Regions from separate parts of the Homo sapiens genome. Here region 1 is linked to region 2. Evidence: chromatin contacts called from ENCODE Hi-C data. All regions are on one chromosome and are shown on one strand. Each heading gives the region's core, a stretch centred on a gene start or an enhancer-like site at or near the end of the contact. The rest is flanking DNA. Distances are from core to core; before and after follow the strand shown. Region 1 overlaps ATP8A1 (ATPase phospholipid transporting 8A1). Region 2 holds the start of LINC02265 (long intergenic non-protein coding RNA 2265).

Region 1 (2,700 bases), core at 68-2,567, 2.3 Mb before region 2:
TAGCTTGCTGTCACCTGCTAGGAGTAAACAGAATTGGATACATAACAGAAGGTGATACCTGCAATCTCTGGCCTTCAAACATTCTGGGAGTGGGCTTCAGGTGCCTGATGGCTCTCCATGTCACTGCTGAGGAGACAGGGGAGAGGTGCCTACCAGCTCCACTGGCTGAGAGCCTCACTCCCTGCTTTCAGTGCAGATCTCCCTTCCTCAGTATCACACCTGGTCAGGGCACAACAGAGCGAAGCGTTCTGCATACATTCAGCTTCATGTACAATATCTTTCCAAAGCTTTTCTGTAATGCCTGGGTAAAGAAAGCCTATGTTGTCTGTGAAATCCTGTGCTCAGAGCCATCCAGTCTCTTCGATGGTCCTACCCCTGGCAACAGTTTACAGTTTAGATTTTCCCCTTCATTTTGGTGAGTTTTCTCTTTAAAGATCCCTTATTATCTGACCTAGGTTGGGCCCCTACTAATCCATTAGGATTGTTTTAATTACTCTGATTCCCACATAAGGGATGGGGTTAATTCCAGTCCCTTTAGTTCAAGGAAAATCCTTTGCCCCACAGAAATTCTTGAATACAAGTTAATATCTGAGGGGGAGATGCAGTATCCAATTGCTTTCAGTGGATAGCAATATCCAGTGCTCTCCCAGCAGCGTTTGAGACCTCAATGTAAGTAGGTGTGTCTGGATGGAGTAACACCCAGTTCCTCAGCTAAGGACATCCAAGGGCGGGGCCCTCAAAAGTCCCATTACATAAAGTAGATACAACACTCAAAAGTCCATTATATAAAGTAAATACAACACAACCTGAGAACATCAGCTCAGAGTGGAGTGAAGAGCTGGTTTTTTTGAGGCTCTCTCTCTAATCCAGAGGCGGGGAACAGCACACTCTGGTCTTCATGCTACCACGAAGGAAGACCTAATAAAGGACTCAATTTTTTTTAAAGATTGATCTCCCTCTATTCAATAACCCATGTGTGAAATTTCAATTATACAAAACTAGAGGGAAAAGTATGTGTTTAGAACATGGTGTAGGGAAACACTGTGAGCAAAGCTGCTGATTGGGTCTGAAACTGCAAAATGGGTGTGACAGAATCTACTCGGAGCCATGTGACCTCCAGGGTGATAAGGATACAATGTGCCTCTCACCCTGTGCCCCTCCTACTTGGAAAGCTTTCAGTGGTTGGCTGCCAAGCAGAGCGCAGGGTCCTCTGGGACCTGGCCTGCGTGCTTCCTCAGCGTGGTTTCTCGTCCGCCTTCTGTCTGTGCTCCAGCAGCACTGCCCTGTTTGCTCTCCCCTGCACACATGACACCGTTTCTCACACCCCAGTCCCTGTGCTCATGCTTCTCACCTTTGTAGAACACCTCAGTGATTTTCTGGTTTCATACTATAACAAACCCCACAGGCCAGCTTTTCACATAGTTGTTACCAGCACTTGGCCAACAGTTGTTTTTTCATCAGTGGGTGGAGCAGCTTTTCTTGCCCCCAAAAAACAGTCAACCACTCATTTTTCATTGGGTATATGTATTCGGCAAACATTGGGTACCTGCTGTTTGTTGGCACTGGTGTTGAGAAGATGAATAACACACCCTCTATGGCCCTAGGGAGTTCCCATTCTGGTAGGGGGAACCTGACTCAGGCAGCAACAAAACCTTCTGGTAAGTGTTTTGCTGAAGAGTGGGGAGGTTCAGAGGGCTGTGGAAACCCAAAGACGTTTTACCTAACTTGAACATCATAGAACACTTCAGAAGAAACCACATGTCAGCAGGTCTTATGGGAGGAGTTGGCATTGGCTAGGCAGAAAAGAGAAGAAAAATGGGTTTTGGAGATACAGTACTGTTGTCACCCCTTTGATTTTTCACTAGAAGACACAAAAAGCTGTTTAAAATACTATCTGTTGATATTCTGTTCTAGAACTTGTATGTATTTTTTAAAGTGTTTGTCAACATTGCAACAAAGTACCCAGTTGAATGTATCCTGTTGTTTCAATGATTATGAGATGACTTGAAGTGCTCTTGAGAAATTTAAAGTTCGTTTGTGAACATGAATTCTAACTGGAGAAAAAAATAGGTGATGATAGTGAGTTGGATCATTGTTGCAGTTCTCTATTTAAACCTTACTATTTATCTTTTCTTCTGTCTTCATCTGGGAAAAAACCCAGAAAAGTATTAAATGCATATGCTTTAATTTTTGACTATATTTTAAATTACCTTGTTAGTTTTACCTAAAACTGTAATTTAAACCAGTTTAAAATTAAGGTTTACTTCTGGGCATCTTTTTATATAGTGGAAGGAAAGAAGTTGAACACTTACGGGGGAAATGGAAAGTTGATGTTATGTCTTGTTTTTGATATGGCTCAGTTTTTACATGACTGTTAAATGCTGCCCTTTAAATCTAGTAGAAATGTTAAATATGGGGATGTTACTTTTTATTATAAAAGAAACAACAGTTAAGGGGAAGCAAGTAGCTTTTAACAGATTTCATATTCTAGACTAGTTATGAAATCTGTTTTTGGTCTGGACAATAAAACATTTCTTGTACAATAAGAAGATCTCTTTTTAAGGTTATGAGAAGACAGATGATGTTTCAGAGAAGACCTCACTGGCTGACCAGGAGGAAGTAAGGACTATTTTCATCAACCAGCCCCAGCTGACAAAATTCTGCAATAACCATGTCAGGTAAGAACTACCAAAGAATGCC
Region 2 (2,700 bases), core at 201-2,700:
GAATAAAGACTGCCAACTCCATGGCAGAAATAACATACCTTTTGGGAATGTTTATCACTTCTAAAATGATGATAAAGAAATTCAACAGTTTGTATTTCTGGACGAACTAGGGGAGAAGAGGAAATAAAGTATCTACAGAGTATCACAACACACCTACAGGAAGCTGAGCAAAGTAGACTAATCACACTGGGCCCGGAGGACGGCTGGTAACAGAAACCTCAACGTTTATCTGAAGTGACTGCTCATCCCCGGGCACCACGGTGACAGGTGTGATAGAAAGATAAAACCCTAGACTCTGCTGCTCACCTGCCGTTGGGCCTTGGTCAAGCCACTTCTCTCTGAGCTTCAACTGCCCCATCTGTAAGAGGATAACAATTCCGGCCTCAGGGGGTCATCATAGCAACAAATGAGGAACCTGTAAATTAGTGCGAAAACACCCCACTTACTACTACTGTTTTTAAATGATTGTGAGAGTAAAAAGGGCCTTCGTGTTCAGAACCCAATCAGCTTAGAGTGAATTGTAGCACTTGGCAAATACTGCCTTTTCTGCTTGGAAACTTCACTTAAAAAGAAAAAAAAAATGAGGTCAAAGAGCGATTCCTAAAGCAAAAGAAAATTGCTAAACTTTAGACTATTCCTGACCCCAAAGTCCTCCTTCAGACCATGTTTCCCCTTTTTCACTCATATCTAGCCCAACATGCATAAATCCTTGCTTCTACCAGAGGGCCACACAGAGGAATGGACAGACAGGAAGAGTCTTTGCCCAATTAGTTTCACTTCCTCCCTGGCACCCCATGGTCACAGCCCTGGAGAATTGTTTTCTGCGGCGCTGAGGGCTACATTTTCGTTTTAACCAGCGCAAGGTAGGCAAGAGACTTAAGTCAGAGAGCTTGATGATGTAATGAATTTGCCAGCTGCCAACGACACTAGGACCTCATCACATTTCTTTGTTTTCCTTTCTAACCCCAAATCTAGCAGGCATCCCTGTTCTCATTAACAAAGCCTCCTATTAGCACCATTGCTCCCTAACTACCATCGGACCTCACAGGGAGAAGTTCTGTATCGAGAACAGTAGAGCAAAAAGACAGGAGGAAAGCAAGTCCCCAACATCATGCAGCCCACATACTAGCTCTGGATGGCTTACGTACGATGAAATCTCCAAGATGCCTTCCAAAAACCAGATGACCCTGTCCTTTCTGGAACTACCGCCGTCCCTTGTAACTCTGTAAGCTTCATTTCCAACCTCATCCTGCTCTAACTCGAGCACAAACATAAGTCTGTAGAACCACAGTGGCCTTGGGGGCATCATTCTCTTTGCCTTGTCAACATTTCTATTTTATATCCCTCCCTGCTCCTGTCTAGAGGTTGGTACTCAGTCTCCTGAGACTCATCTTATAGATAGAGCTTGATGGACCACGGGGAGAGGGCATCACTCCTGCTACAGTCTGAATGCACACACCTGGGGCCCAGCTGCCCAACCTTCCACCGCTGAAGTTCAAACAGTTGCATCTTAGACAACTCCTCCACTTCTAATCAGCCCAGCATAGAGGGAGTTTGGAGGTGTCAGACACCCATCAATGGCTGAGAGAGAAAGAAATATAGTGAAAGACCTGTTAGCAGTTCTGTTGTGCCCAACAGAACTCTCATTTGTCTTATGTCTAAAAAGCTGGCCATTGACTTTCAACAGGATTTCACTGATGCTATTAGAAAATATTTTACCACTAAATGAAAATAAAGATAAACTGCCTTTCTGAAGATGCAAAAGGTAAGAGATAATACATAAAAATGCAAGTTGATCAAATTTCACTTGATGTTTGATGACCCTCAGTGTCCCAGAACATTGCTTTGGGAATTATTTTCTCCTTTGATCTTGCAGAACAGTGTGAATGGACATAGAGGCCATTTGTATAAAAGAGGAACCTAAGGACGTAGGGGAAAACAAAAGAATCTGTCAGGGATGGGAAAAGCACACCCATTTAAATATGCAGAAACCTTAATGCCAGTGTCTGGCTAGCTATTAAGCAGTAATTCCTTCTCTATCCCTTATCATATCTACCAGTTACTCTGCAAGATTCTTCAGTGTAAAGAGCACTGTAAAATGTATTTTTCAGATTTATCTCGTCTTTTTGCCAGATCAGCCCACCCCATGCATATCTGCCAGCTGCCTCTTACACAATCCCTCAGAGCCCACGGAGCTGCACTGTGGGCCCTCAGATGATCTGATGCAGGTATAGAACCCCTCCCCCACATTCTTTTCTTGCTAGCTTGCCTCCATTACAAACCATCTTCCTCACTCAGATATTTTCAATCCTGGTAGTTTTTGCTTGTTTGTTTGAGACAGGGTTTCACGCTGTCACCCAGGCTGGAGTGCAGTGGTGCAATCATAGCTCACTGCAGCCTTGACCTCCTGGGCTCAAGTGATTCTCCTTCCTCAGCCTCCCAAAGTGCTGGGTTTACAGGCGTGAGCCACTGCACCTGACTTCCCCAGCAGTTTTGACCGTGATCTCATTTGCCTCTTTCTCCTGATTAGGCCAGCATTAGAGCATCCAAGAGGCTGCATAATATGGAATAAACATAGGTCATTAGATTTAAATCAAAATTCTGGCTTTTTACTTCCTAGCGATGCAAGCTTTGTTGAGTTCCTTAACTTTTCTTAGCACTTCTGCTTTTTAAAAAAAGTTGCTATAATACTAAATCGTA

The links. Hi-C counts contacts between places; a loop is a spot of excess contacts on that map. Pooled maps may share reads with other maps.
Region 1: a loop to region 2 is called in a map of GM12878, with 7 times the contacts of the local background. The contact joins the enhancer-like site here to the promoter of LINC02265 in region 2. A Hi-C loop is called at or near these places in 1 of 168 maps with a recorded cell type or tissue (GM12878), 5 of 37 single-sample maps with no recorded cell type and 5 of 50 pooled maps.

What each region holds. Positions count from the first base shown.
Region 1 is chr4:42,626,973-42,629,672 of GRCh38, reverse strand. ATP8A1 (ATPase phospholipid transporting 8A1) reads left to right here. Exons shown (of 37, transcript NM_006095.2): 2 at 2,564-2,678. Among named protein-coding and RNA genes, the nearest start is that of ATP8A1, 29 kb to the left of the region's middle. RefSeq lists a silencer at 2,656-2,700. Within about 2 kb of position 1,317, at least 15 of the 41 ENCODE cell types and tissues checked have a DNase peak (open chromatin) inside an H3K27ac peak, as active enhancers do; they include GM12878, where a contact is called at or near this core.
Region 2 is chr4:40,305,935-40,308,634 of GRCh38, reverse strand. It overlaps LINC02265 (long intergenic non-protein coding RNA 2265), which reads right to left and starts at 1,450. Exons shown (of 4, transcript NR_121641.1): 1 at 1,149-1,450; 2 at 307-358. RefSeq lists enhancers at 281-410, 981-1,030.